3 separate regions of the Mus musculus genome follow, and all the other regions are linked to region 3. Evidence: chromatin loops called from intact Hi-C (ENCODE). Cell type or tissue: left cerebral cortex. All regions are shown on one strand. Links, peaks and the distances in the headings refer to the core of each region. The heading gives the core; the rest is flanking DNA.

Evidence for each region. Hi-C counts contacts between places; a loop is a spot of excess contacts. Peaks named below come from ENCODE experiments on the same cell type or tissue, not always from the same donor. Only the 100,000 strongest peaks of a DNase experiment are listed, where the experiment ranks them.
Region 1: a loop joins it to region 3, with 3 times the contacts of the local background. A loop is called at or near these places in 16 of 42 quality-filtered maps.
Region 2: it touches region 3 in a loop (2.4-fold over the local background); 16 of 42 quality-filtered maps call a loop at or near these places.

What each region holds. Positions count from the first base shown.
Region 1 is chr2:174,527,363-174,537,997 of GRCm38, forward strand. No RefSeq gene overlaps it. Among named protein-coding and RNA genes, the nearest start is that of Gm52540, 55 kb to the left of the region's middle. In left cerebral cortex, for the core only: a CTCF peak has its summit at 5,537; a DNase peak (open chromatin) is centred at 5,542.
Region 2 is chr2:174,540,998-174,551,632 of GRCm38, forward strand. No RefSeq gene overlaps it. Among named protein-coding and RNA genes, the nearest start is that of Gm46781, 61 kb to the right of the region's middle. In left cerebral cortex, for the core only: a CTCF peak has its summit at 6,426 (motif pointing left); no DNase peak of the experiment used is centred there.
Region 3 is chr2:174,323,310-174,333,944 of GRCm38, forward strand. The region is part of intron 1 of Gnas (GNAS (guanine nucleotide binding protein, alpha stimulating) complex locus); the gene reads left to right. It overlaps Gm30189 (predicted gene, 30189), which reads right to left and starts at 4,078. Exons shown (of 4, transcript NR_166448.1): 1 at 3,837-4,078; 2 at 2,585-2,841; 3 at 355-656. In left cerebral cortex, for the core only: CTCF peaks have their summits at 5,712 and 6,400; DNase peaks (open chromatin) are centred at 4,142, 4,394, 5,358, 5,834 and 6 more places; H3K4me3 peaks cover 5,349 bases; H3K27ac peaks cover 3,575 bases.

The DNA of each region.
Region 1 (10,635 bases), core at 1,392-9,391, 200 kb after region 3:
TGGCCTGTTGATTAAACACTTACTGAGCAAACATGTAAATTGAATTTGAATCTAGGTAAAAACACCAGGGATAGAAATATGTGTCCTTATCCCCACAGCTGGAGAGACAGAGACAGCTAGATTCCAGGGACTTGGTCGCTCTCGCTCTTGCTGCTCTCGCTCTCCCCCTCCCCCTCTCCCCCTCTCCCTTCCCCTTCTCCCCCTCTCCCCCTCTCCCCCTCCCTCTCCCCCTCTCCCTCTCCCCCTCTCCCCCTCTCCCTTCTCCGTCTCTCCCTTCTCCGTCTCCCCCTCTCCCCCTCTCCCCCTCTCCCCCTCTCCCCCTCTCCCCCTTTCCCTCCCCCTTTCCCTCTCCCCCTCTCCCCTTCCCTCTCCATGAAGGCTCTTACTGAACTTGGAGCTCACTTATGTGGCTAGGCTAACTGGCCAGTGAGTTCCTCCGATCCTTCTGTCTCTGTCTCCCTAGCGCTGGGATTATGTCTGTATACTGCTATGCCTGGCTGTTTTGTGGATTTCAGGGATCCTCACCCAGGTCCTTATGTTTGGATGACAGGCACTTTATCCTCAGAGCCGTCTCCTCGGCCCCTTTGGCTGATTTTTAAAAGGCAGAACCCAGCTGCTGCATACCCTACTTTCAAAGATTTATATTTTGATTATTGGTACCTCTAAACAGACAGGAAACAAATGATTACATGGGCTGGATTCATAGTACTTCCTTCAGGCCTCTAATTTAACTTCTTGCAAATGAAACACGGATCAGCCAGAAAGTTCATACAGCTTCAAGTGAAATCTGTACAGCCCTTTAGAAGGTTTTACATAGGACAAGACAGATATTAGGTTGCAAATATAACAAATGTGTACATGTTTTGAACTTTGAAAGAACAAGCAGACTGCTTGCCTGAGAGTGTACAACTCCAGCAAGTGGTAAAGGCTGTATTAGCTTGTTCCCGTGTGTGTGTGTGTGTGTGTGTGTGTGTGTGCGCGCGCGCGCGTGTGTGCACATGTGTGTAGTAAGCTAAGAGGCCATTTAAACAATCAGGCTGATAAAAGTTTTACACTAAATTGTAAGGGTGATTTATAGACCACAAGAAAATATGCGACTTTGCAGCTTATTCAAAAGTGATCAAATACAATTAAAATATTTAATTTATTTGTTAGTAAATAATCAAGAAAAACAAATGCTAGCACAGTAGAAATAAACATATAAAACTCATATCACTGTAGTCTTTTCTTTTCTTTTTTTTTTTTTTTTTGAGATGAGACCTCTTGTAGTCCAGGCTGGCCTTGAATTCACTATGTAGCCTAGGTTGGCTTTAAAGTCCTGATACTTCTGTTTCTAACTCCCTGTTGGGGCTACAGTTACACTTCCCTGGGTCTGGCTATAGCTACACTCTTAACATGCATATTTCTGGAGTGTCCTCCAATATTAAAGATGCTGCTGGAGAAAGGCTGTTTAACTAAAGGGATGACCTGTAAGCAGGTTCTATAAATAAAGTTTTATTGACACTGGACTACACCAGCCAATTGATATAAGGCCTGTATCTGATTTTATGCTTCAAAGGCAAGGATCGTCATGACGGCAGAACCTACTTGGTTGTTGAAAAGTCTAAAATATTTCCTCTCTGGCCATCGACTAGAAAGTGTGCTGACTCTTGGCTTTTACTTTTATCCCAAACAGCAATACTCTGTGTGTGCTTTAAGTGTGTCCACTGACAACCCATTTTGCTGGGTTTGCTTTTGTATACCCAGGACAAATCATGTATATGTTCTAGAACTCATCAATGCTAAGGAAAAACAAAACAAAAAACAAAAAAAGCCAAGAGAGCATCCAGAACTAATCATGTTGCAAGTTTTTTTTTTCCCTAAAAATAATTTAGGCAGAGTGTAAACAGAACATGCCATCCGTATAAATAATAAAATACCAATTCAGAGGTAAAGACCAGCCACCCTCAGGCTGCTAGGCTAGCAGTAGTCACAGGAAGAGCTAACTTCACTCAAGCCCCAACTCTCTCTCCCTGGTTCTGCGGACGTCTCATCCAGGGTGCCAGGGCTCTTGGAAGAGTATTCAACCAGGTAGGAGGAAAGCCTGTATTTGTCCACTGTTTCCCAACAATGAGAAGATATGAAGTCATGGTGTGGAGTTCAGATTTTAACTGCACAGATGTAGCCAGCAGCTTCTAAACTTGCTGTTTTCTTTAGCGTTCTGTGCTCATAATACGGGCAATGTTGACAAACAAATTCGATGATCAAAGTGTGGTGTGTTCGTTTTCCTATGTGGATGCGAGTGGAAGCTCAGTGCCCTCCTCGACCTCTACACACCGTATTCACTGAACCTGGAGTCTGTCATTTCCACTGGACTGGCTGCCAGCAAGACTCTGGGATCCACCCATCCCCACCTCCCAGTCCTGAGCTTAAGAGCAAGCACTGCCGTGCCTGATTTTTATGTGGGGGCAGGGATCCGAACTCAGGTAGGTCACCATGCTTGAGCAACAGGAGCTTCACCCACTGAGTCATTACCCCTGCCCCCAAACATGATCTTTCGTTTTGTTTAAGACAAAAGTCTCACTCTGAAGCCTTGGTTGGTCTGGAACTTGCTTATGTAGACCAGGCTGGCTTTGAACTCGTAGGGATCCACCTGACTCTACCTTTTGAGTGCTGGACTTCAAAGCATGGACCACCTTTTAAGCTAGGGATTAAGTTTCTTATAGAAACACCTCTTTAGGTGGGCAGAATACTCTGGAATGGGCATCAGTCCCTGGTTAAGAACATCATCAGGGGTGCCTTGCTTCTAAGACTTCCCCAGTGGTTGGTCCTAGTGGTTTTAACTCAAACTCTTCCCCGAGACTGGGACAAATTGGCTGGACTCCGAGGCTCCTTGGCCCAATGGATCCACAGCACACAGTAGAATGTCTATGTCTCCCAAATTGGGGAGCTTGGATTTTAATTCACATAGCCTTCAATCCACAACTTCTTTGAAGCCCAGTCAGGTTGAGCTCCAGGTCTTTTCTATATGAACTATGCTTGGAGCTAGATTTGCCCTAGAAACATCTATTTGTGGAGAGCCTCAACATAGAGTTCTGAGTTCTGGGGACTGGGACCCACTTGGCATTAACCTGGCAACAAGTCACCTTGAACTGACAAGTCACCTTGGGACAAGTGTCTCGTGTCTGTGGCCATCAGAATTCCTAGGCGTTCCATTTGTGGGACTGTTAGGAAGAGCAGCCGATGTAGCGCCTGCTCAGGGTCTGGTACTTCATGCATCTCTGGAAATGCTGTCATGCCTTCATTTTCATTTAAAAACAAGAGAAGGAGGAAGGGAACTCTGAATGTCCATTTTCCATGTGTGAGTCCCTGAGAGTCTTGATGGATTCTTTGAAAGGATGAGGCCGTATTCTTAGCCTGTGGAAGCCATGCCTTGGATTTTTATCTCATTGGATACTCAGGTTCCCATGGGGTTGAGGGGCTCACAGGTGCTCCCCTCTAGGTCGATGGTAATGTGTTGATTGGTACTCCTTGTAGGGGAAGCACTGTCTCGAGGAATTCTAATTTCCCCAGGTCTCCAGACCCTTGGCATACTGAGGTCATGGCCACAGTTATTGTTGGTGATGACATGGAGTTTTCATGGCTCTGCCTCTGAAGCCTACTCTTCTCAGGGCCTCTGGCTCTCCTGTTGGGTTCCAAGAGATCCTCTGTGTCTCAGTGTGTGTCATTCCACGTGGCATTGACCCAACTCTACAGGAGAGGGAGTTGGGAGCAGTATTGTGTGCATCATGCATTTTGGAAAGACTCTATTAACACCTCCATTTCCCCCCTTTGAAAAACAGCTTTACTGTGGGATGGAAAATTGTTTTGCTTGCTGCGGAATCACGAAGACAGCAATTTGGATCCCAGCACCACATAACGAACCAGATGACCCCAGAACATCGATGACTATCTCTGAAGGGTACAATGCCCTCTGCATGTTTCTGTTAATGCTCAGGGACAAGCAGTCTCACACACAGACACACACACACACACACACACACACACACACACACACACACACATACAGAATAAATAAGGAAACATAAATATATAAAATAAATATGTAAGGGTGCTGAGGAGGTGGCCCAGGGTGTGAGAGCTCTTGCAGTACAAGTGGGAGAACCTTGACTTAAATCTCCAACAACTACATAGAAAGCTGGGCGTGGCCCCTGGCAATCCCTGAGTCCCAAAGATGGAGGTGCTGAGAATCACTGGAGGTTACTGGCTTCCAGCCCAGCTCCAGGTTCAACGAGCAACCCCATCTCAAGGGACTACAGTAGAGAGTGACAGAGTGCTCAGCACCCTGCTCTGACCCTCACACAGGCACAGCTGTTTCCCTCCGTGCTACACATATTCTCTCACACACATGCATAAGGGGAAGCAATAGCTTTATTTATTGAAATAAAGCCAACAGAATGTAAAAGTAACCAGTGCAAAGTGAACAATCTGCCAGCATACTATGCATCAAGATGTCCTGTAGTCACAACTTGCTGTAACCTCAGTTCCACCTGGATCTATATTTTTCCTTACAGAGCACATCACTAGACCCATCAAATCTCCAGGCTGGCCCTGCCCACCCACCCTCAGTGCAGCTGGATTGTTCTGCTGAGCATGGGCCACAACCACAGAGTGGGATATCACTCGGCATGTCTTGTCCTCCTTTTCTGAGGCCAGTGCACACCAAGCGCCTGTCAGAACTAGGCTCCTGTTTATGGGCTGAGGACATCTCACTGTGTGCGCACACCACCACCATTTATTTGCTCACCCGTCAGTCGAAGGACCGTTGGGACATTCTCACCCTGCAGCTATTGAGAAGGGGAATTTTTTTTTGAGGAGTTTTTGCTTAAAAACCCCTTTTTAAATGATTAGAGCATAGAGGCCTTGGATGGTTCATCACTGCACAGTTCTGTGTTCAACTTTCCAAAACTGCTGCTTGTGCCTGTTTTAAAGCAGTCCTTTCTGCTGTTGAACGATAACAGTCTATTATGTATTCAAGAGACTCTACCCCATCAGACACAGCTTGCACTGTTTCCCACCTTTTTCTAAGGCCTTCTCATTCCTGTTACCTTTGTCCTTTAGCAGAAATCAGGCTCATGGAGGTACACGCAACTGCCTAACAAGGTTGTCCCCATCAAGGGCACTGCTGTGCCGTTCAGTAAATGTATGCCGCCATACCGACAACTTGGAATCCACATGCATAGTGCTGAAGACCAAACTGAGAGTCCTGTGTGTACTAAACAGGCAAGTATCATCCTCAACTTGAGAGTGCTCTTCTCAGTGTCTGCTGTGTGTCCAGGGTGGCCATCGCACTACGGCTTTGTTTTAAAGTAATAACTGCTCTGCACGGCACCAGCTGAGTGTGAAGAGTTGGGGGAAGGGATTTCTATCGTGTGTGCAGAAGCCGCTCAGCCTGCGTTGTCAATATATTCTCTTAGCAATTTCTCCTTCCTGGATTCAGCTGTAAAGGTGAGCTTGCTTCAGACGTGGACTCTGCTGTCCCTGCAGGAAGACTGGGGAATGTCAGGCAGCCCTGAGCTGGTAGCACTGCAGAGGCTACCGCAGTGCACCAAATTTTCCACTTCCGTTCTCCTACATGCGATTTAAGGAGAGAGAGAGTGTCAAGCTGATGATACGGCTCAGAGGTTAAAGGTGCTTGCTGTCCAACCTGATGACCTGAATTTCATTCCCGGGTCCCATGTGGTGAAAACAGAGGAGAGAACTGACTCTCTGTAAGTAGTTCTCTGACACACCCCCACACACATACATATGCCAACACTCACATATACACACCATACACACACACACACACACACACACACACACACACACACACAGAGGCACATGGGCATGCACTCAGGCACACACACACACACACACACACCCCACACATACATACACACACCAACACACACACACATACACACACCACACAGAAATGCACACACACACCAACACACAAACACACACACACATGCATACATACACCAACACCACACACACACACACACAAACGACATGTATACACATGCACACATACAGAGAATAAACAAATAAATAAACAAATAAAAGATACAGGATAAGGGCTGAAGTATTCCTTTAACAAGGCTCTTCTCTAAAAGCAAGAGAAAACAGGACTACTGGTTTATCTCTTGATCTCTCAACAACAAAGAAAGTTATTATTATTATTTAAAAGAAACAAATGTATACACATGACTGCCTCCTTCTCATGGCCCACCTGCGTGTGGATGCCTGTCCTTACCTCAGACACACCCTTCCACGGGGTTGTTTTGCTTCTGTGGCTCCCCTGTCCCTGTGCTTCAACTAATATTTGGACCCTTTTTGTGAGGAGGGTTGAGCGATACAAGTTTTAAAACTGATGGTAGAATTTATACAATCTGCATTCTGCTTTTGTGGCCCAATATAGAAAACTGTGTCAATTACGAACAAAAGAAGTTTGTCTTGGCTCACAGGTCTAGAAGCTCAGGAGTTCAACCCTGCCTGGTTCTGGTAAGCGCCTTGTGCTGCGTCAGACCATAGTAGAGGGTGTCACGTGACTGCCAGGGCTTCAGCTCATCCAAAGCCCTTTCTGTACTAGCTCATTGCCTCACAGCTGAGTCCATGAACCAGCCACTCAATGGTTACACCTCGCTGGAACCCTTGATATGTGAACGAAGAATTGAGCTTTTAGCATGTGAAACCAGGGCGTAGTCTCAAACCACAGCAAGGTGTACAGAAGGACTTGGCTGGCTCATGGTTACTAGGGCACACACTGGGTTGCTGGCAGAGGATGCCCTCTAAATCCTATGATGAAAACAGTGATCTGTGTTGGCCCGTAGAAATGACACCTCTACACCTTGACGCTTAGGCCAAACACCCCTCAGTCTGAGTGTGGGGAAGAGAGCAGGTTGGCAGATTGCTGAGGGTGCGCAGGCTCGCAGCTCTCAGGTTTACCTCACAACATTGACACAATGTGTCGTTGTGTTTGTTGTCTGCACTAGACATGCACTCAGAGCCTTGGCCAGTCTTCACATCGTTGTTTCCATAATGTCCCTGTGATGTCTAAACAGAAGGGGTCACTCGTCATGTGTGTCCAACGATGCAGGGGCATCAATTTCCGCACTCAAGACGCTTTCGAAACACAAGGTCGCCAAGTGCACACATGCTCGCTCTCTCTCTCTCTCTCTTTCTCTCTCTCTCTCGGTTTTTATACTGGATATCATATAGGCCAGATTTGTCCTGAGCTTTCTCTGAAGTCAAGGGTGATATTGAAATTCTGATCTTCTTGCTTCTACCTCTGGAATGCTGGGATTATGGGTGTGCGCTGCCGGGCTGCATTTGTGGGTTGCAGAACCCAGGGCTTCCTGTATGTTAATCAAGCATTCAGCTGACAGAGATATATCTTCAGTCCTAACTGTCATTTTGTTTGTTTGCTTATTAATTAATTAATTTATTACTTATTTATGTATTTGAGATAGTGTTTTCATATAGTCCAGGCAGGTTTGAACATGTGGTGGAGAAGCCACCAATGACCTCTTGCCTCTACCTCCTAGTGTTGGGATTCCAGCAGATGACACCACATCGTGTTTATGTGGTGACTAGGACTGAACACAGGTCTTGGTGTTTGCTAGGTGAGCCCTCTTATCAGCCGAGCTCTTCTATCTGCCTCCCATGATTTACATTCTTAGTGTTTTTTTTTTCAAGGTAAGGTAGTACTTAGCACCAAACCCCTAAATGTTCAGGTTGATAAAGGAGAAATTCAATAGTTTTGGGCAAATTAAACTCAAGGCAAGGTACTGGGTTGGATCCTAGGTATGAAAGCATTGTTTTCAAGGACACTGGGGCCCCGTTGGCAGAGGCAGCGGACAGAGAGGACTCCACACGCATTGTTTTTCTGGCTTCCCAGCCTCTTATTCTTTCCCTGGTTCTAACGTAGGCAGGAGGCGTATATCGATGCAAAAGCTCTTGAATTTGATAAGTGTATTGTGATTACATCAAAGACAACCTTTTTTCCCTAGGAGATAGATATGCAGGTATTTAGGGATAAAAGGACATGATGTACGGAATTCACTCTCAAATAGCTCAGGCAGAGAGCGTTTTATGATAAAAACAAGCGTGGTGAAATTCATGTGATTGGTGCATTTGTGTAAAAGGGTACCGAAGACACTCTGTAATATTCTTCTAACTTTCGCGTCTGAATGATCTCCAAACAAAAGGCTAATAAAGTTGTCGATCCTAAGATTATGAGAGTTGCTTGTGGACCAGCTGTGACTGGAGACTACAGGGAGCAGAGCACAAGGACGTAGTAGTCGGAGTAGAATTTCGTCTTTCACCCATCCCTCTGCCTGGTCCTTCCCCTCCACTTGGTTCTGATGTTCTTTCATTGTAAAAGTGTAGACATGAGTGTAGGACCACTTGCTGCATTTCTCACTCTATTCCCTCAGTGCTTCAGATTCTTGATAGGTGCACTTGGCCAGACGCTGAACTCTGCCACGCTCGGGGTGTTTGATCCGTGGTTGCAAAGGCAGGTGATGTGCACAGAGTGATTCGGAGCTCCAAAGTCAATGCAGGCTTTGGATAAAGCCAGAGACCTGAGCTCCTCGCTTCCTGGGGGTCGCTTCCCTGTGTTTCTCGGCAGACCGTTTTAATTTCCTCCTTACAGAGTCATCAGGAAGTAGAGATTGGAAATCCAGTAGACACACTGTCCTCCGAAGAAACTGACATAGTGGGTAAAGTCACACAAGCATTCACATGAAAAGAAAAGCTAAGCCTGGTGGTGCAGGTCATAACCCCGTTTCTGGGGTTGTGGGGACACCTGACCCATGGGCTCAGTGGCCATGCAGACTAGTCTATTGGGAAGACCCACATTCAGCAAGAGTCTTACCTCAAGAGTAGAGGTGGGGAGCAATTGAGGAAGACATTCTCTGTTGACCTGATCTCTACGGGCCCACCCCATTTCTATGAAACAGTAAGAGACAGGAAGAAACCATAGAGCGTTTGCCCAGGCCTGCTCTCTTGATACTCTGTATACAATTCTCCAGTTATGTGAATACTCCCAGAAGGGAGTAGATTCGCTTCCATTTTTCAGTGTGAAGTTGAGGCACAGAGAGATTTAGTCATCGGACTCAAGGTATTCAACAGCTCAGCCAGCACTGGACCTAATGTAGCTGACACCGCAGCTGGGTTACAGCCTGTCTGACAGCACACAAGGTACTTATCCAGGCTGTCGGTGGGCAGGCAGGATTAGTTACAGTCACACCTAGGACAAAGTGAAGATTGGTGCCCAACAGCCTAGAGTGGTGCTATCTGGCATGTCCTAGCCACACTGCCGCTATTGCCCACTTGTGCATCATTAGTTCACAAGGCATGTTTTTGTGCAAACAATGCACTGGCTCTTTACAGTCTAATATGCATACAAATAATCTGTCTTAATAGTTTAAATAGTGTGTAGGATATAATGAGTATAACAAGCTGCCTCAATGAAATTAACTTGCCCTTTAATTATACTTTTGTTTGTTTGTTTGTTTGTTTGTTTTTTGTTTTTCGAGACAAGGTTTCTCTGTATAGCCCTGGCTGTCCTGGAACTCACTTTGTAGAACAAGCTGGCCTCGAACTCAGAAATCTGCCTGCCTCTGCCTCCCAAGTGCTGGGATTAAAGGTGTGCGGCACCATGCCTGGCTTAATTACACTTTTAAGAACAAACTTAAAGTAACAAATTCAGCTTGTGGTGAAGGCCTCTTGGCCTAGACTCAGAAACAAAAGCCAGGAACTTCAACTGTCAGGCTAGAGAGGCTCAACCCGTTTCAGGAAGAAGAGAAGAGGTGAAGGCGGTTTGAGGATGAGACGCAAGGATACACAGAGTAACTGTCACATTTCCATGAGCTCTCCCTCCACAGCCACAGACTCTCGTGTCACATAGAAATCCTGCGTTGGCTGTATAATTGGTTCACATTCTGGATGAGTGAACACGACCTTTGTACCATGCACCAAAGACTAACAGGGGGCTTAGACATGACCGTGTCTACCACCTTCACCGTGAGGAGAGCTTTCAACTATGCTGCCCTCAGACGGAGGCCATACCCTTTCACATCCAGCGTTTCTCTCAACGTGAACGTACAGTGTCAGTGGGTTGGTGGCTTCTAGGGCTCCAGCTATGCCTGACGAGGTATCTGTGACCTCAATTGCCCATCTGTATGTTTGTCATTTGTCCCCACGGGCAAGGTGTACTAGCAGGGTAAAGGTAGAAAGCCCTTGATGATCTGTGAACTCTTCTGCACCTGGCTGTACCTTTCTAAACTCATCTGTTATGGTGTAGAAACTTCTGTGCTGGCCTAGAACATCCACCATCTCTCAAGACCAGGCCTCTCCTATCCAAGCTGTGGGATTCCACGCTTAATCCTGTTTGGAACCACTCCAGTTGTCTCCCCTCTGGTCTGGGCTATGGTCTACCTCAACCTGGCAGGCAGGAGGGACTCTGCTGGTTTTCTGTTTCCAATCTGACTCGGTTTGATCCTCCCTCTACAAGGTAGTGGGTGTTTTTCTCAAGTTTGTACATGTGGGGATATTGTCGCAGCGCTAGGCTCCTCTAGGTGATCCGGGGAAAGACACCCTATTGAT
Region 2 (10,635 bases), core at 1,502-9,501, 220 kb after region 3:
ATTTCTTTTTAGCATGGAATAACACTTCCCTGTCTAGATGTACCACGGTTTATTTACCCTTTCGCCAGCCGAAGGGTTTCTTTTTTGCTTCCAAGCATTGATCGCTATGAATGAAGCTGCTATCCATCTCAGTGTGCGGGTTTTCCAGAGGATGTACGTTTTCAGCTCATGGATAAATACCAAGGAGTTTCACAGAATGTTTAATTTTAGAAGAAGTTGTCAGGGAGCCCTCCAAAGTGGCTTTTCCACTGGCAGCAAGTCCTAACTCACCCGTTCCCTGGTTTCTCCACTACCACCACCACCACCTCGATGGTCTTTGGCTTTGCCAAAGTTTGGATTCTGGCTATCTTGACAGATGGGAAGTGATAGTTACTCCTGCCATTTTCATTTTTGTCTCCCTAGTAAGGTCTTAGTCCAGCACATTTTTCTCATGGTTTTTTTTTGTTTTGTTTTGTTTTTTTGTTTGTTTTTTTAATCTATACACTTCTTCCAGGTGAGGTACGTGGCAAGGACAGTGGTCCATGTTTTAAAATCTAATTGAGTTTAAAGAGTCTTGGGCTGCCAGCAAAATGTTTTTCAAACAAGCTTGAAGACCTGAGTTTGGTTCCCGAGCATCAACATAAAAAGCTAGATAATCCAGCACTATGGGGATTAAGGCAAGTGGATGGTGGATTTGCTGGCCAACTCGTCTAGCGTGGGAAGCTCCAGACTCACTGAGAGGCCCTGTCACCACCTCCATTGGGCAGTTGATTTCTTGAAGTTAGTGCCCCTGTCTGAATGGAATTTTGTATCTTGCAATAATGAGGAACACTCCCTCCTCTGCATCTATGGCTGTGAACTTCTGATTTTATTTAACCTTTTTGTCTGTTTGTTTTTGAAACAGGGTCTCTCTATGTAGCCCTGGCCGTCCTGGAACTCACTATGTAGACCAGGCTGGCCTCAAATTCATGGGAGAGCCACCTGTCCCAGCCTTCCAAATGCTGGGATTAAAGGTGTGTGCTGCTGTGTCTGGCTTTTTCTTTTTAAAGATTTATTTATTATTATACATAAGTACACTGTAGCTGACTTCAGACACACAAGAAGAGGGCGTCAGATATCATTACGGGTGGTTGTGAGCCACCATGTGGTCGCTGAGATTTGAACTCAGGGCCTTTGGAAGAGCTGTCAGTGCTCTTAACCACTGAGCCATCTCGACAGCCCAGGCTTTTTTTTTTTTTTTCAAACCTTCTAATTCAATGCATCCTATGACTTGGTTTTAGCATGTTGAGCTACCCTTGTAATTCCAGCTGGCTGTGATGCATATCCTTTTCTACACTGTTGAGTTTAATTTACTATTTTTTCTGGTTTGCTGTCGTCCAGTTGCCGATTCGCCTTCCTCTCTTTCAGTCCACCTCGGCTTCTCCAGGTGGCTGCCTTCTTCTCCCGTGAGTGCTGGCAGACAGTGCACTTGCCGAGACTGTTCCTGCTTGGGCTTTAAAGGGAGGAGTGCAGAGGGCATAGGGCTGTGCATTTATAAGAGACAGTCAAGCGGAGTATCAGAATATGCCGTAGAGATGCATATTTTATGTCTGTGGGATCTGTAGTGATGACTCTTTCATTTCTGTATGTTGTAATTTGTATTATCCTCCTTTCTTCGTATTGGTGAACATCACTGATCTTTGCATAGAACCAGCTTCCGGTCTTATTTATCTACCCTATGAATTTCCACTTTTCACTGATTCCAGCTTTAATTTCAATATATGTACTGAACATTTGTCTATTTGTTTTACCTAAGTACACTGTCACTGTCTTCAGCCACAATAGAAGAGGGCATCAGATTCCCTTACAGATGGTTGTGAGCCACCATGTGGTTGCTGGGAATTGAACTCAGGACCTCGGGAAGAGCAGTCAGTGTTCTTAACCACTGAGCCATCTTTCCAGCCCCATTTATCTATATCTTTATCATCTATCTCTATCCCTGTCTGTCTGTCTATCTATCTATCTATCTATCTATCTATCTATCTATCTATCTATCTACCTCTTCCTCTGATCTCTTTCTTCTGGCATCTTGAGGAAGATGTCTTCAGTTTGTGTTTTCCTCCTTTGCCTACTGCAGTCTTTGTCTGCTGTGCTACAAACCCACAGATGGCAGCCTTCATTTGTGTCTTAACTCTAAGTTGGAACCCTCACATCTCTGCTGCCTATCTTCTCAGGCTGAGTAGTCATTCATTGAGGTTTTTAGCAGTGTGGCCCTGGCTGTTCTAAATTCCCAGCCTGATAACTGCAGCGTCTCTGCCTCACCCGAGTCTCACCCTGGCCCTTGCTCTACCTCTGCAGCAGACCTGTATCTCTACACTGTACACTTTGTGGGTGCTCTTCGGTGATGTCCATGTGAGTGTCACAGTTGTGGGAGTTGTGGGATGATGGAGATGTATATTTCCCTTCTCCTTGCTCAGTTAAATCCCAATGAGTACACAGCACACTGAGCTCTGCTAAAGGCTTTCTCTCAAGAGAGGCCCTTGCTAACATAATGGAATGCTATAGAATTGATAAACGTGGTTCCTCTTCCCATGCCCCGGTGGGAGCACAATGGGGTTGTCTCCACCCTGGAGACAAATGGGTCCAGTTCACAAAGGTACAGGGATCCTAGATGGCCCTTGCATGCTCTTAGTTTTGGTCAACTTGACACAGAGTCACCAAGGAAGAGGGAACCTCAACAGAAGAGTTGCCACTATCTGACTGGCTTGTGGGCATGTTTGTGGGACATTATCAATGCTAGAGGGCCCAGCCCACTGTGGGTGCTGCCGTCCCTAGGCAGGTGGGCCTGGGTTGTATAACAAAGATACCTGGGCAAGCTAGTAAGCAACATTCTTCATGGTCTCTGTTTCTTTTTCTGCCTCCAAGTTCCTGCCTTGTCTTCCCTGGGATGATGGAAGGACTGTAACCTGTAAGCCAAAATAAAGCCTTCCTACCCAAGCCGGTTTTCGTCAGTGTCTCATCACAGCAACAGGAAACAATTAGGACTATGGTCCCTCTGAAGCCCAATGTTCCTTGGCATGCTCACACCCAATCTCCAGCAACTCATCAATGGCAGCTGATGCTTCACCCTGGTGCTGGTCTCCAAAGAGGCCTCTGGTCAAAGGCATTTGCTCCACGATGGTGAGGGTTTCTGCATCTTAGCATTGGGCTACACACATTGCTCATGGCAAGTCAGTCCTTACAGAGTGATCAGAGCTATGAGTGCCTTGGCTTTACAGATGAGTGTTGTGTCCGGCCAGCAGATCACAGCCTGGGTTCTAGCCTGGAAAGGCATTTTGGAAACCTGGAAGAGAAGAAGGGCTAGGTGGGCGAGAAAAGGATGCTGCTAAGACAGGCATTCTGATCAAAGCTCAATTTTACTATTCCAACACGCAGTTATGAAGGAGGGGAAGGAGGGGGGGGGCGATTCCCGCCAAATAGTCCTGGGGTTCAGTAGCAGGGTGACCACGTGTATGGCTCTGAACAGCAAAGCGGCAGGTTCCAGCAGTGGGCGTGGCAGAACGATTGAGCTGCAAGCTCCATCCAGGTGTAAACAGTGGAACCATTAAGGCTGGGGGAGGGGAGGCTACAGATGAGAAAATGAAGGTTTACAGGGATTATATCACATGTCCATATCCCTAAAGATATGCTACCAAGATTTGAACCTGAAGAATCAGGTTGTGGGTACCCACAGAGACAAGCAGTTTTCTAGTGTCAAGATTACTGTTGAAGTAGCCACTGGCTTATTTTCTCAGGCACCATAAACACCACCTCCAGAGCAGTGGATACACAGTTTCTTATTGCTCCACTCAGAAGCCTCACTGTCCATGATGGGACCTGATACACAGGAAATGCTAATCAATGTTCTTGGAGTAACTGATTTTTATGTTGTTGCTGATCTTGCTTTGAGATTTCTTTTCTTTTCTTTTCTTTTCTTTTCTTTTCTTTTCTTTCTCTCTTTCTTTCTTTCTTTCTTTCTTTCTTTCTTTCTTTTTTTTTCTTTTTTCTTTTTGTCTTTATTTTCAGAAAACCAAGATTGCACTTCACATTGTCAGTTCAGGGCAGGAAGAGCTTAGAATTTGCTACTTCTTCCTCACACCAAATAAAAAGTCGATCAAATGGAAACATCCAAGACTCTTCTTAAGTCTATAAGAAGAAGGGCCAAAGGGCAGGCTGCTGCCTCTATAGATGTCAGGTCTGCAGGATCAGCTGTCGACAGTGCTTGCTCACACTGCCTTCATCAGGCAGGGGAAGCACAATACTGGTTTTCTAAAGAAAGAAAGAAAGAAAGAAAGAAAGAAAGAAAGGAAGGAAGGAAGGAAGGAAGAAAGAAAGAAAGAAAGAAAGAAAGAAAGAGAGGAAGGAAGGAAGGAAAGAAGGAAAGAAGGAAGGAAGGAAGGAAGGAAGGAAGATAAAAGAAAGGAATATAGAGAAGTCTCAAACTGATACCAGCAATATAAAAATCAGTTACTCTGCAAACATCAATTGGGTGCCTTGTGTGTGCTGGGTTGTGTCTTTGGAGTTGATGCTTCAGAGTGGGGCGATGTGAAACTATATCCAAGCTCTCCTGGTGCTGGGTGGTATCATTTAGTGGTATATAGGGAGCCTGTAGATGTAACCCCCTGGTAAGCCCACAGTAATAGGCTAGTGGCAGGATCAAATCCCCGCTGGATCACTTGATCTGTTGTGGTTCTGCACACAAGAACAAGAGAGCCGAGACTCATCCCTTCAGGTGCTGGCGTTTGCCTTCTACACAAGCGCCACTGGGAAGCTACTTTTTATACTGAAATAGGAAAATAGCAGGCTGGGTGGATAGCAGAATCCTTAAACGTGGTCTTGCTGAAGTGAATGGTGTGTGTGTGTGGTCATGTGGCGTGGTGGTGAGGGATGACGAGGCAGGAAGAAGGGAAGGGCTCAGATCAGGAGCGACCTTCCACAGGTCCTTAATAGTAGTAGGTCACTGACCCCCCAAAGTCAGCGATTTGGACATCTTGCAGTATTTGCAGTGATTATTAACTTCTTATACTATTAAAATAATTTGATTTAAATAGAAATAAGTTTTTGTACTTAGAAAATCTTTTTTTTTCCCAGAAGGAAGCATCATAATTCGTCTATACGTAGCCATGAAATGTCCCTGGAAAAATAAACAATGGCCGTTAAAATGAGGAGATGTGTGTATTGCGTGCTGTGAAAGCCAGCTTGAGTAGTGCTCCGGACTGTGGATGCTTGGACCTGCATGCTTGGACCATGTTGATGAGTACAGTAGGAAGCTGCTGAGATTGCTGACTGGAGGCACAGCACCCCGAAGGCTAAGAGAGGGGAGACATCATTGGGAGTGTTGCTGGGGAGACAGGACAAATGCCTCAACTGGAGAGGGCTCTAGGGACAATGTGAGACAGTCATGAGACCTGGAGGCACAACACCAGCTAGATGGAGGGACAAGGGTGACAAATTAGTCAAGGAAGACCTTCAAATGCATGACCTCCAAGAGCTGAGATGTCTCTAGCACTGCCTGTTAAAAAAGCCATTGGACAATCTTCACAAACTTCGGAAGTCCCATTCAAGGGCAGGGTCAAATGCTGCCACTGGTGGGTGGGGCCTCAGGGTCAAATGCTGACATTGGTGGGTGGAGTCTTCCCCTTCTTTTCCTGAACCAACCATTTTTATTCTGGAGGCTCTTAAGGGAGCAGGAATTTCCATCCCTCTCTGGCTTGGCTAGTGTGGAGCTTCTCTGCAGACCGGTGGGTTCAGAGTACGGGGGTTCCTCTTCATTATATAGTCTCTATTTGCATTAGGCCCACGTCTGGTTTTTCTAGGGTCTCTGTGGGACCCGGCTCACTGGGAACCAGCAGTCTTTGCTGTAGTATATATACTTTGCTCCTTACAATTGTATGCTTTCAGATCCACTCCTATACATGACTATAGATATGAGAGAGCTTTCTGGGTGGTAGGAAACAGGACTGCCCTAATTTCTAGGAGGCTGCAGTCGAGCTAGGTGGAGTGCCTTCTGTGCAAGCAGAGGACCTAAGATCCACCCCTGGTACTGGAATTAAAAACTTAGGCACAATGGCACATGTTTGTAATACTAGGGCTAGAAAGGCAGAGTCAGGTAGATCTTTAGTGCCCACTGCTAGCCAGCCTGTCCTACTCACTGAATTCCAGTCCAGAAGAGAATCTCACAAAACAAGATGGAGCATTTCTGACCTCTGACCTCTGACCTCGCCATGGGAACCCTCACACAGATCAACACACACACACACACACACACACACACACACTTGTTATAAAAGGAAGAGCATTCATAGCCATAAAGAGGAAAGTGAGAGTCTGTGGAATGAAGGGGTTGGCTGGAGGGCAGACCATTGGCAGACAGCAGAGATTGCCCCATGTCTGAGTTGCCATTGGGCTGTCCTGCCCCCTAGAGGACACAGAAAATGCCCAGGAGCACTTTGTTATTATAGCTCTGGGGAGGGTACCTGAAGCGCTGTTCACCCCACAGCGCCCAGGACACAGGTCCTATGTCACCTTCACCAAGGTTGAGAGGTACCCTAGAGGCCCTCCTGTTGGTAGTTTTCCTGTGACCTGTATCCTACATGGATCAGAAGTGAGAGCCAACCTGCTGATCATTTGCCCTCCCTAAAAGACCTTGGCTGTGAACATAACCTTTTGGAAAGTTTCCCTTTGTGTATAAATAACCCCTGTCTTTATTAGAATATTCTGCAGGGTAGTGCCACACTCGCTCTGGGCTGAATGCATTACATTTGTATTTCCTTTGGAAACTGTTATAGCAACACAAGAAAACTGTGAAGTGTGCGGGGAGGGTAGCGATGGGGCTGCCAGGACCTGGGAAGGCTCCAAGAAGAACACGATCATAGTCCCCATGGTCCCCAGTGGGTGTGCCTATGTGGAAAGCCATGTCCTCTTCCAGGGTTCTCCCCAAGGATTCCTGGGCTCTGGCTGGCTTGCATAGTGTCTCCTTGGCGGGTCTCCTTGACTCAGCCTTTAGTTTTCAACTAGGTGAAGGTGGGTATCATTTGGCCCCTGCTTCGGGCTACCAGGTCAAAGGTCTGACCCAGAGACCTGCTCTTTGCAGAGCTGGGAACTTTGGCTTGGTAGAAAGCACTGTGTTCGGGGTGGGTTGCACACTGGCCACAGGTTTTCTCAGACTCTTTCTAGAGACCTTTTGTTCCTGTCTCATTGGGTTTATTTGTGGGCTCATTTTCTCTCCCTTTCTGGTTATTTTTGTTTTCTTATGGTTGTCGTAAGCTGAGGATGGCTTGGAGATGGGAGACATGGAAGACTCAAGTGAGGGGCACCCTTGCCGTGACTCAGGTAGTCACTAGCATGTGGGCCAGCCACTCCCTCTCTTCTTTAAGCACAGTCAGCTTGTATCTGCAGGTCATAGTGATGCTCCAGGGACAGACCTGCCTTTGGAAGAGATAAGACCCCAGGACCCATACTTCATTCTGTAGAGAAAGGCTCTTTTCTTGACCTTCATCCGTCCATGGCCCTTTCACACCATGATACACTCAACGTGTGAAATACTGATGAGGTGACTCCAGAGTCACTGTATTCGCCCTTGAGGTCAGAAGCATGGGCATGAGTGACAGGTCTAGATTCTGGACTCTTCCTACCTAGAGGTAAAGAAAAGGCCGGGTAGAGGTAGGTTGTCTAGGCCGAGGCATCTAGAACCTGTGTCCCTTTGACTTGCTTTGTCCACGTGTGTAATCCTTTCTGGATTGCCATGCTCCTTCCCATTCTCTTTCCTGCCAGACCACCAGGGTGAGGCACACCTCACTTTTGTCTGAACCTGAACTGAAACCAGCACATAGTCTGCCTTTTGATCTCTGATCTGCCACCTGCCAGTACTGCTGCTGTCTAGAGTAAGGACTCCAAATAGGGGCACCACATGCAAGGGTGAGCTTGACCTTTCCTCTTGGCTACCCTGAAAGTTGATGTTTGGACAGCCTGTAGCTCGAAGGCACCAGGTCCAAGGTCTCTGCAGCACTCCTGACCTTTCCCTCCCTGTGTGCCACAGCTGTCTGCTGCAGCCCGTCACGGCATATTGCATGGAGGTATAAGAAGGGAAAAGGTGAACGATCAGAGGAGGAGAGCACACATGCAACCACCTCCCTGGGGAGGTGGCACACACAGCTTTGTGGGTATCAGACTCTGGGGCATTCAAGGTCTTCATGGCCTTTGCACTTCACCTCCACGTGTCCTTCCATCCCCTTTAAATGACCCCGAGAGGTTCGCTAGCATCCAACACAGAACACACATGTGTAAATAGCTGTGTCACTCTGTTTGGGGGCTCGTGGGAGGACAAGGAAAGTTTGTGCATGCTCAGGACACATGAATTAAAAAAAATATGTCCCATAGGGCTGAAGAGTTAAGGTGGCCACTCTTCAGGAGGACTGGGGTTCTGTTCCCAGGACCCACTTTAGGTGGCTCATAATTGCCTGTGACCCTGGTTTCCATGAGCACATGTGGTAGACACATCCACACATATAAGTAAAAAATGCAGGTTTTGTGTGTGTGTGTGTGTGTGTGTGTGTGTGTGAAATCCAGGTGCAGAACATAGTAGTCAGCAAGAAGGACATAAAGCTAATTGTTTTTCAAGTTTTAACTCTGTCGTTGATTTCTAATTCCTCTCTCTCTTTCTCTCTCTGTCTGTGTGTGTGTGTGTTAGATAAATGCATAAAAATTGAAGTGACCATGTAAAACCCACTGTGACGCTCTGCAGCTTCACAACGGCTACTATAGCTGTATAGAATTCAGTCCAAGACTTTGGATCTGGATAATCCCTTTGCATAATATTTTTTTTTATTTACAAGTTCCTCACAATAAAGTTTTAGTTAAAAAACAATCTTTTAAAAAATATGCCTCACCCTCAGTTGGTTGAATCTTTAGGTATGGAGAGCCAACTGTATCCTCCCTCCCTCCTTTCTTCCCTCCGTCCTTTCCTTCTTTGAGAAGGAACTCTTGGTGTAGCACTGGCTGGCCTGGAACTCACAATTCTCCTGCCTCTGATCCTTGAACTCCTGCTGAGACTGCAGGTGAGAGCCTTGCACTCACAGCTTTCTGATGCACCTTTCAGTGAAGCCTTCTCCCTCTGCCCCCCAAGACCAATTAGCCATAGTGCCTGACACTGGTGGATGAATGGTGACCTCCCTCTGCAGAGAAACTGTGAAATGCAGATTCGCTGTTCTGATAAGCAGGAGCTGTGTAGGACGGGCAAGCCCTCCCCCACCATCTCCCTTCTTCCTGAGGTTGCTGCTGTCCTTCATGTTTATGACCTGTGGCTGCATCCCTCTCTCAGCTCTGCCTCCATGACCACATGCCCTTCCATACTTCTTGGGTTCTCTCCTTTTTTATAAGGACATGAGTCCTATTGAACTTAACAACAAGCAAGGTTACATTGGGAGGTTCCAAGGAAGGATGCGAGTTTTGGAAAGGCACCACTCAGCCCATTGCAGGAGTCAGTGCTTCTGCTCTGACCCCCTCACAGGCATGGACGCTGGCCCTCCTCTGGGCCCCCCAGGCATCTTGTGTGCAAGCTGCCTTTGTGCTTGTGAGTCCTTCATGGATCAGAACACAGGGCACTCTGACTTGGTCTTTCTGTGACTCCTAGCCTCTGAGGTTAAGCCTCTCTCCTTTTCTTGCTGGATTTTGAAGTAGGCTAGAAGGTAGGGAATTTATTTTCTTGTTCTAGGTAAGTCCAGACAAAGTAAGCCCTGAATATATAAGGCTTTGCTTACTCTTGTCGGGCACTCAGGCCAGCACTGGACACGCTGATCTTGTGGACACTACCGGTCTTCCCCTCACTGCATCAGGACATCTGCATCCCATGTCCTCTTGCCCACCCACCCCCGGCAATACCGACTTTGGACTAATTTCTTAGGATCTATGCATCTTGAGCCGTGGTTTGAACCTATTTGGGGTTTGGTAACTGAACTCAAAGCCTACAAAAAAATCCATCTGCAGTCGGAGGTTCTGACTGTTCAACCCAAAGGCAATTCAGACTCAAATCACTGCTCTGGTCTGAGGAGTTTGTGACAGCTGTCACCTGAGAGGTAATGAGGTCCTCACCAGAGCCTTCATTCTGTACATGCTTTTGAGTCTGCACACACCTTTGCATGTTGTACTGCCTGGGGCTGCCTGACATACCTCACTCACATTCAGGCCAGGGCGCATTATGAGTTACTGTGCTTTAAAAATAGTACATATGAAGTTTGCTGCTCTTACAGAAGCAATGGTTTAATAATAGAAAACAAAGATTTAAATTTTCCCACTGTCCTTCCTCAGCATGTATCAGATTAGTCTTATCTTGGGATTGTGCTGTGTTAGTATCTTTGGTTTTAAATACTGTTGTTTGAGCATGGAGTGAGGAGGGACTTAGGAGACCCCATCCCCCAACAACACACACACACACACACACACAAACACACCCCTAGCCAAGAAGCTATTGACAGTTGATGGCTTCTGGGAGACAGAGAATTGGTTTTTTTTTAAGGGTGTGGATCTTAGTGGTCAACCATGCTCCAGTGGATAGCCGTACAACAGAAGATTGTATGGGTGGTGTAGGCTGGGCTCGGTGGGGCATCAGAGAAAGAGGACATTAAGTTAGGAGGAGTTGGG
Region 3 (10,635 bases), core at 1,624-9,623:
TTTGAAAATGCTTTTTGGTCAGTGAAAACCAAAGATATAAATGTATACTCACAAAGTTACATTCTGCTACAAAATATTTGCTGCCAGCTTGTGTTTTTAGCTAGCCTAGCTCTTACAATAGAACTAATTTTGAAAAACTGAATGCAAGGGGTTGGGGAGTGGGGAGATTGTTCAGAATCTGAAGATAATTAAAATATAAACATTTGGCAGAGGCTATTTTTTGTGTGTTTTATTGAGATATGGTATTACTCTATAGCCCAGGCTAGCCTCAAACTCAAACAACTCCTCTTGCCTTAAGTTCACGAGTTCTGAGATTATAGTCATGAACTGCCATACCCAATGTAACAAACTTACCTTAGTTGAAGACATTGTATTTTAGCGGAGGGTTTCAATACCTACTCTTCTTCATGTCGGATCACATCACCAGTTGCACCAACTTTTACTTTAGGGAAAGTAGCTGTTAGTTGGGAGAACTCTTTGATAGCCTTTCACCCAGTAGTACTCTCTGCTAGGCTGGTATCCCGTTGAAGCTGGTGTGCCCTGGGTAAATGGAGCTGCCCTCTCTTCCTTCTGCACGTTGCTCATGAGGCCTGTGGTTCATGATTATGCTGCTCACATCTTCCTAGTGGATCTTTCTCTTCTTTATCTCTTGCTGTCTAGAGTGGTTAGCCAGGAGAATCAAACACCGTTTAGAGTTAAATTTCAAAGGGAAGAGAGCTCCTATAATCTCCTTCCAGTCCCCTATTTTATACGTTATAGGGAGGGGAATTAGGCTTGTTTCTCGTACAGGTGGCACTTGCCTATCTGGGTCACAGATAGTCAATGAAGGCTACAAAAAAAACCAAACCAAACCAAAATGCACACACTGAAAAAAATGGGTCCAATCACCTTGGCCAGTTGGATTGAACTAGACTGAGATTCTATTCTAAGTTAAAGATATATTATTTGAGGATTAGCTGATGGATATTATTCAACTGGGAAATTTCACGTGCTTAGTTCATTCTTCAGTAGTTGACTTAGAACTTGTGAAATGACATTTAAATATCTAATGTAGAATGCATGTTTGGAGTTACTTTGTAGTTGAAATACTAACCAGTGGATATGACATGAAAAAAAAATGTCATGAATGGTCATGACATTGGATGTTTTAAAATTTAAAATTTTCTAGTTCTGAGTATTAAAGCCTTCTTATGGAGATTAGCCAGGCCTAGAGGAGCTCCACACAGTACCTGCTTTCACCTTCAATATGGCCAAAGTTGCAAGTAACATTTATCTGCAGCCACAGTTCCAGTCATCTAGCTAATTAAAGTGCGGAATGTGCTTTGAAGATAGAATGCATCACTAAGTACTATTATTAAAGCCTTACAGCTAAGGGTTCTGTTTCAGTGGAAGCCTAGTTATTGTTTCCTGGGCTATTAAAATAATATCATAATTGTGTTTTCTCTAGGCTCTTGGAAAGTAGCTTACAATGACCCCAACTAATGAAAGGCTCAAGAAAACATTCTTGTCTTAAAACTCAGCGACATCATTAAGTAGTAATACAATTTCGAAGATTCTAACCTATAGCAATGTTGTTGCTTCTGAAAGCAGATGAAACATTCACACTCAGAAAGAAAGATACAGAAGGGCTGAGGAAAAAAAATTACAAGCCGGCAGAGTTCAAACCGCAAGCTTGAAGTGTGCCATCAAGCTGTATATTAGGTGACCCAGTATTTCAGGTTAGGAATGTGTTATTTCAACTTTTTGGCTTTAGCATGAGTCAGGGAGGAGCCTGCATCCTCTCTGCCAATATATTTTATGGTCTCACTTGGAGCGTTAAGGTTTCTGTAATGTCCACGTGTCCCTGACTCTGATGAGAACACTTTCTAGTGCAGTGTTCCAGGAATTATGGTAATTCATTTGCTTTACTTTCAAAACAATAATGTAAGTGTCTAAAGCTGCAGGGCAATCTACTAAAATCAATTGGTAACTCACAAGTTCTACACTGTGAGTTCTAACTCTGGAAGACTTTTGAAAAGCAAAACATATATGTAGCTTTCAGGGCTTTGGGCAGGTCAATGCTAGGCCGAAACCGTAGATGGTGTCAGCTAACCATACCAATTAAATAAAATCTCTTCTTTCACTTTGTGTCAAGTGAAAACAGAAAACCGAACAGACCACAAAGCAGCTTGTGTTTCAGGCTCTTGGTGTCCTTTGCTTACCTATAAACCCTCGATTCCACCTGCTGCCGTTTATTTACAAAGTAAATCCTTTCTTTATGGATCCCTGGTTAGTCATAATAAAATACAGGTAAAACTTAACAGTTAAAATTAAAAAAAAAAAAAAGCCCTCCCCCGAATGTTTAAGTTAGGAGTTGAATGGAGAGAACCCTGACTTTGTGTTACACATTTCCAGGACAATGGTCCCAATTGTGCCTTGCCTACATGTGTCACTGTATTCCATCAGACACTTCACTCTTTTTAAAGATTGGGTGTGATATTTATCTAATAGGAGAAGACCCACAGCCTCTTCATTACACTCAGCGTATGATTATGTTGTTAGTGTAGAGGCATGGAGGCTGTGTTGGCTGTTGTTAACTCCTTACCTTTTAAATACAATGTATCTGTGCCTCAGCACACTGGAAGCCGGAAGGAAGAGGCTTTTGAACAACTGGAGCGGAACCGAAATTTTTGGCCAGGTCCTCTCTCTTCTAAGTCTTTAATTTCACAAATGACAGATGAATCAAATTCAATCAAGAAGTTTTTGTTGACTGTGTGAAAAAGTAAAAGGTAGTCCCTGTCTTCAGGCTATCCCTTGCCGAGAATTAGGAACGCAAGCACAGCTGGAGTCTTCCCATCCACTCTGGTTAGGTTAAAAAAAAAAAAAAAAAAAAAAAAAAAAGAGTATCAACCTGGGGCAGTAGTTGCTTTGAGGTTTTTGGACTTTTTAAAGTGTGTGTTGTAATGAAGAGAAGCCATAATCAGCCGTGGATAAGAAGTAAATTTTGAGGACACAGAGAAAGTCAGAGACTGAGTTAAAATCAGCAAAGGCCCATTTGATAGGCTCAGCTTCCTGCTCTTAATTCCAAGGCGTCCTTGGTTACTTTCAATCGCTTTCTGTTGTTCTTTCGAAACCGTTTTTGTTTTGTTTTTAAAGTAGACTGGAGGTAGAGCTGTAGTAGCAAAGACCAAGAAAAACAGTGCGCAGGAGTTTTATATGGTGCAGCCTTTCTGACTTTTGAGGTGGTAAACTTGAGAGAAAGAGTACCCTAAAACTGCTGAGCGAGTGATCAAAAGGTGTCCTCCTAGTTTCAAAGATAGAGCTGTCCACAATAACTTATTCGAAGCCCTTCTCCCTCTCCCCTTCAGGCCCCTGGGTGTGTTTGTATTCAGAGTCTACATTTCTATTTCCTTCTCCCCAGCATCCCAAGTTTTGCGAACTGTGTTCGAAAATGAAAGGAAGACTACGTTAGAAGAGAGTTTATGGTTACTTAGCAGATCTGGGGTTACTGGCGCCTGCTTTGTCCCATTCAGGGAAGGTGCCATGTCTTAGTCTGACCCTTGGCTCGGTCCACCTGGGCACAAGGTACTTGTGGGCCGATTATTGAATGAATGAAGGAATGAATTGTTTCCAAATAGACCCCGGTGGCAGACCCTCAAGTCCACCCGAGGAAGGTGGTTCAAAATCTTTGACTTAGCCCGGTGCTCTCTACCATGTCCTAGCGTGGCCAAGGAGTGGGGCGGGACACTCTTGAGTTTTGAAACAATTCTCCAAAAAGTTCATGTTCGGTAAAGTACTTTTCCCCTTTTATTCTAGAGCCCCGTGTGGCGCCCGAGCCAGGCTACCACCTCTCCCACCTAGAAGGACTCCGTGTGCACCACCGCCATGGCTCTTCTTCTCGGCTGTTGCCTCGCCTGCATAATGCTGCCTGCTTCTTCTATCCGTGGTAGTCGGGTATACATAATACTACTTGTGAGGAGATCCGAACCCCCATATGGGGCATTGCGATTAATTAGCTCGCCGCCACCCACATCCACGAGCACGCGCCGCAGGGTGGGAGGGGTGTGCCGCCGTCCCCGCGTGCGCTATCTGGGAAGCTGAGGTAAGAAGGCGCACATGGGTAAGCGTCGTTGTCATCGTCGCATAGTTTCCACGCTGCCCAGGGCTACACCACTACACGGAAAATTGGGAGGCAGGTCTAGGAGGCGGGGTCGGGTGCCCACCGTCTTGGGCGTGCCCGTACCCCTCAATAGATTGTTCTCCGCGCCCCCTACCCACACTAGAGGTGCCCGCGCATTGGACCTCACCCCCCGCCTGCGGAGCAGCCCATTTGAGCACGTCCTCAGTGGGCCGATTTTTTGCGCGTCCCCTTCGCTTTATAGGGGCCATTGCCTATGGGTCGGTCCTCTGAAGAGGTTGGGGCGTCATCAGGCTGGTTAGAAAAACCCGCTCCGCGGCGGGGACACTCAGTCGCGTCGGCACCGCGGAGCGGGTTGCTTCAGGTGGCTGGTACCAGCGGCGCTCGCTAGCTCCCGGCTCTCTGGGCTCGGGGCTGCAGCACCGGCTGGAGCGAACCCTTGTCCCAGCGCTTGGCGGCGGCAGGCAGACGGGCAGGCAGGCGCTGCTTTGCGTGTGAGTGCGTCTCACTCACATGTAAGTCCGGGAGCGTGGGGTCTTCCCGCCCAAGTGCGAGGTGCCCGAGCAGGCAAGAGCCGGGATAGGGCAGAGGCGCCTGGCGCCGCTGCCCTGCCTCGCGCCTTTCAGGCACCCTCCAATTTTCTCTCTTTTCTCTTTTCTCTTCTCCATTGGCATCCCCAAGAGCTAACCCAAGGAGCACCTAAGGGTAATAGCAAACTCTTGTCATCTGCACCTTTGCACTTTCCTTTCTCTTGTGTTATTTTTTTTATTTTTTTTGTCTTTTCTAGACTCTCTTCCCCCCTTTTTGAGTTGTTGGGCAGTTCTTATTTCTTGCTTGCTTTTCGGTTTCTTGCTGTTGTTGGGTGTTTTTTTTGTTTGTTTGTTTGTTTGTTTGTTCTCGCTTTTTTTGTTTGCTCATCCTATTTGACGCTAACTCTTAGGCAGCCAGTCCATCAGCCCCCTACGAAGCCCGGGAAGCCGCACTCGGTGACCCCAAGACAGCACAGCGGAGACTGCAGCTGAGCCCCCCGACACGGGGCGCACAGGAGCCGGGAAGCCCGAGGCCGGGGGCAAGCAGACCGCCCGAGCCAGGCGCGAACCAAGCACCCCGAGGTGGCCGGGGCACCATGCTGAAGATGGCCATGAAGCTCAAAGCCCGAGCGGCCGAGAGCGAGAGGAAGACAGCCGCGGCTGCCGCCGAAGTGGCTGCCGAAGCTGCCGTGGCGGCTGCGGTGCTGGCAGAACCGTTCGCTTCGCAGAAGAACGGGATCCCCGCGAAGCCCCCGAAGTCCGTCAGGGTCCTCGTGAACGCCGGGCGCGATGTGCCGCCCGCAAAGTTGCTGACCGACAAAGAGCGCAAGAAGATGGAGAAGAAGCTGCTGGAGCAGAGGAGAAAGGAGGAGAAGAAGAGAGAGAAAGAGAGGAAGAAGTTGGAGAAGATGTTGAAGAAGAAGAAGAAGAAGAATGTGCCAGAAGCTCCGCCAGAGGCCCGAGGCCCCGAGGGCGCCGCCGCCACCGCCGCAGGCGAAGACGAGGGCGCCGCGCAGGGCGCCGCCGGGTTCGGAGAGGGCGCCGCCACCGGGGGCGCGAGTAGGGCCTGGGCCGAATGGGACAGTGACACTGATGAAGAAGATGATGCCTACTACGCGCCTCCCCGCGTGGGGGGCGTCGTGTGGCGGCCTGGGCCTGCCAAGGCAGGCGCACTCAGCGCGCACATGCCCCTCGTGGTGTTCCTGGTGTTCTCGGTTCGCAGCCCCTCATGGGTGCTTAACTTCCTGCTACAGAGGCGCACAGAGCAGGGCCGCGGCTGCGGCTTCGTGTTCGGGGCGACCTGCTGCTTCAGAGTGTTCCTGGGCTGCGCCTTCTTCTCCTTCCTGAGTGGTCGCGCCAAGCGCAGAGGCCGTGGGCGATCCCGGGCCAGGGGCACCGGGCGCCGGGGGCGCGACGAGCGGCTCATCTAGTCAGCCTCCCCCCCACCCCTCCACCATCATCATCTACATCGCCATCGACCACCACCACCAACACCACCAACACATCCACCACCACCACCTTCCACCACCATTGCTGTGTAGTGTGGATCTTTATTAGTGCTTGTGTGTGGACACATTTTCCTTTTTGGTTGCTCTGTCCTATGCTTAGTGCTCTCCTAGCTTTTCTCCAAGCTCCCTGCTTTCTGGCTCTCTCAGTGTCTCCCTCTCTCTCTCTCTCTCTCCTTTTCGAAATTTTCCTAAGTCCGGGCCCGCACTCCCTCCCTTTCCGCCCACCCCGGCCCCTTGGCGGCGCCTGCCCGCCCTGCTGCTGCAGGAGGAGGGGGATCGGGGGCCGCCCGGCCCGGGGGTGGAGCGCTGGCATCGTGTGAGGGGTCGTCACCACCGCGGGGCCGCCCCCTTTTCCCCCCGCCGCACGGCCAGGCCCCGGCCCCGAACTGCGGGTGGGGCGAGGGGGCGACCCCTCCGTGGAGCCGGCCCGAGCCGGACGTGGGTGCTGGGACCCCTGCCCGGCCTCTGGGCACCGCCTCCCGGCGCCCGCGCCCGCCCTCCCAGCCGCGGCCCTCCTCCTCCTCCTCTTCTTCCCACCCCCCTCGCCGCCGTCGCCTCCGCCTCCCCCCGCTCCCCCGCCCGCCGCGGCGCTTTTGGGTCGGGGCGGCGGGCCCGGGCCGAGGCAATAAGAGCGGCGGCGGCGGCGGCGGCGGCAGCAGCTCCCGCGGCTCCTGCTCTGCTCCGCCTCGGCCCCGGAGCGAGGGGCGGAGAGCCGCGCGCTTGCCTTAGTCCGAGCCGCCACCCTCCCCGCGTTCCCCGCTTTCCCGGCCCGCCCGAGGCCGCCCGCCCCGTCCCCGCCGCCCCGCAGCCCGGCCGCGCCCCGCCGCCGCCATGGGCTGCCTCGGCAACAGTAAGACCGAGGACCAGCGCAACGAGGAGAAGGCGCAGCGCGAGGCCAACAAAAAGATCGAGAAGCAGCTGCAGAAGGACAAGCAGGTCTACCGGGCCACGCACCGCCTGCTGCTGCTGGGTAAGGGCGGCCCGGGGGGGAGCGGGCCCGGCCCGGGAGTGCCGCGGGGCGACCCGCAAGGCCGCGCGCGCCGAGCCCGCCCCCCTCCCCGGCGCTCTAGCGCTCGCTCCCAGGCCCTCCGGCCCGCTGGGCCGCGCGCGTGCAGGGGGCGAGGCCGTCAAGGGGACCCCGGGGCGGAATTCGGCCGGGCGGGGGCTGCAAATTGGGCGTGGGACCCCCTCGTTCGGTCTCGTCCCCTCAGTTGGCCACACTCCCCCCCGTCCCTGGCTTCGCGTCCTCGCGAGGCCTACTTAGTGCCAGGGGCCAGGGTGCGTGTCGGGAGGGGGAGGGGAGGCTCACAGGGCCCCTCGGACTGCGACAGAGTAGGGCTAGGGACAGGAAACGGGCCGGCGGGCCCAGGGAGGGGGACCCGCCTCACTGGGGTGTGCGATTTGTTGGGAGGGGGCCCAAAGAGAGGCCAAGGCCACTAGGGGGGACTCGGGGACCTCGGCCGGGAGACTCTGGCGAGGGAAGTAGCCGCCGGGGTGGGGGGGCGGGTGACATCAGCCCCTCGGAAAGGACGGGGCGGTAAAGGTGGTGCAGAGGGGGGAGGGGGCGCGGGCAAGTCGTGGCGCCGAAGTGGGGGGGGCCAGGGAGGAGGGAGCGTGGCGGACTCTGGGCGCGACTCGGGGCGATTCGGGCAGGACCGACTGACTGTGCGCGGAGCAGACGTGTCCTGAGCTAGGCCAGGCCGTGGAAGGAAGAGAAGAAGAATCAAATCGAATAAGATCAAAAAATTAAAATTAAAATTAAAAAAAAAGTACGCAAAGTGCCCAGTGAAGCCAAATGACACGTCATTTTACAATGTGACCTTCCCCCCCCCCCCTTCTAGACTTACAGGCTTTTTTGAAAAGCAAAGAGGAGCATTAAATGGTAGCAGCTGACCCCCCAACTGTGCCCCCTCCCGTGCAGCCAACAATTAACACACAGGTTTTCCTGTTACTCGGCCTCTTTGGGAGTGGAGACACAAGTAAAAAATAAAATCCTGTTTTAAACAGACTCATAAATAAGATAAAACTGGAAAATGACATTTGTCTGTAAATGGCTTCTTAGTTTCGAAATGGCGTTTTTAAAATTTTTGTCCTTTTCAAGGTGGGAGGGGGGACTCAGCGCTCTGAGAAGACTCTGGGGTGGCAGCTGATGAAAAGACAGTAATTAGTTGTTTGGCAAGTGACATTTGCTTGTTTGGTTTTTCTTCTCTTTTTTTTCACTGCGGCTTTTCCTCCTTGGCAAAAAAAAAAATAAAAGAAAGAAAGAAAAGAAAAAAGAAAGATAAAAAGGAGGGGGGAATCCCAAGCTAAAAGGATGTCTCTCCTTACTTTTTTTAAAGTACTGGGGTGGGGGCAGCAAAAGCACACAGACACACACGAAAATTGTTGAAATGACCACAGAAACATCACACAACACTAATTAGAATGGAAACTTTCCACGTCTCAGTATTTTGGCTATCTGAATAAATTTGTGAATTCACTGGGAACAGGGTCACTTTTCAACAAAATAGTTCGATTATCAAAAATAAAATGTAGAAGGCTGTGTTAATTCGCGGTGGCGTTTGGTTTGATCTTTTTGGATGGGGTCAAGTCTTTGTTCTCCCTGGGCCACATTGAGTAAAGCAGAAAATTGTTAATAAGTGAAAATAATCCTGTTGGTGTTGGTGCGTTTGCAATTTCAGTGATTAGATGATATATGGGAAACTTCTAAAAGCGTAATTCTGCTGTAAATGTGAATATGTATACAGTCTGATTTCAAAGTACACACCTGGAAACATCTAGAATCTTCTGTATGGTTCATTCTTGCTCATATGAGTGCTTATTTAAGTTCACTATGATGTTAATGATACATCAAATTCCTAACATCTTTTTTTGTGTGTGTTTACAGTGATTTCAAATGTCCCCACTTATTTGAGACTGCAGTTCTGAGCCCACCTTGCCTCCTTTCAAGTCTCTGGTCTACATGGCTGCATTGTGCCACAATTAATTGATGACCTTTGGCACAGAAATCTGTTGCCCTGGCTATTGGCGACATTTTACATTTCTTAAAAATGAAATAATTACCCACAAAGGAAACTTAATACCCCCAACTTCCTTTTCTTTAACCCATTTTAACTTCTATCAGGTAAATTAAGTAAATTTGCAGAACCACAAAACAAACAAAAGCCTGGCAGTTATTTTTCAGCCCAGTTTTCTATTCTTACAAAAGTGGAAACTGAGGCACGGATCTAGTTCTGTCTCTGAAAAAAACCTGGTGTCACAAATGTTCCCATTTCTGAGGGTGGAGTGCTGAGGGACCTGATGAGTCCTCTGTTTCCTTCATGGAAGCCTCCCAATATTGCCTTTTATATTTAATTTATGAGAATTTTGCTCATTAGGATGGTGTTTGCTTTGAAATCAATGCTGCTGTGGAAACCAATTTTAACTTTTACAAATCTTGCTTATGGACTTGTGGAGGGGTGGAAAAGAGGAGGGGTGAAGAAATGGAGGGGTGGAGAATTTCGGGGAGGGGGAGTGTTGAACTGAATAGGGTGGGGGAGTGAATGCCTTTCTATCTGGGCACCAAAACAGAAACAATATGGAGAAAAAGAACAAGATTTTTTTAAAAATTAGATTGTTGTGGGAGGAGGGGAAAAACCATTCCCACAGGGAATACGGGCTGAAGAGTACATTTGCAGAAACTTGGTGGAAATGGGGTGGGGCTGGAGGGTCCTCCAAATACTACCTATGAAAGAAAGAAAGAAAGAAAGAAAGAAAGAAAGAAAGAAAGAAAGAAAGGTGATTTAAAATGGAGGCCTGTGTTCCTATTTACTTCCTTAGTTGGGGAAAGCCTAGAATCTTCTTATTCAGGACCTTCCAGGAATATTTGTGCATATAATTAAAGTCTTATCCTTTTTTTTTTTTAAACTCTTGGTACTGTTGAAGTTGCATGTTGCCTGATGCTCATGAGGTCTCAAGTGCCATGTTTGATAACGAAATGTGTTTATTTTTTGTTTTTTGCTTTTTTTTTTTTTGCTCCCCCGCCCCCCGCTCCCGCCCCTCTGCTGCTGACAGATAATTGATGGTCTACCATTTCCCTCTGCAACATGGTGGTTGTATCCAGAGAAAAATGTATCTTTAGAAAGATTCCTTTTGCAGGGGAAGGGAGTGGATACAGTGGATACAGTGTAGCCCTGTGGTTTTAGGGTGGACCTGAAGCATGCTTGAGAGCAGCTGCATTGTGGCGTTGGGAGGGAGGTGCTGCAGCGGGGCGTGATAGTGGGAGACTGCAGTGTCTAGGCATTGTCTGCCATTCCTAAGTATTTTAACCATAAAATGACTAACAAACAGGAAATTAGGTGGCTGCTGCATAGAGTACCTTTGACCACATTTCAATACTAAATTCACAGTTTTGACTTAAAATTTTCACCCTTCCAGTGACAATTACGTCATTCCTTCATCGCCTCATGAGTTTAAAAAACCCAAAGAGAAAACAAAACAA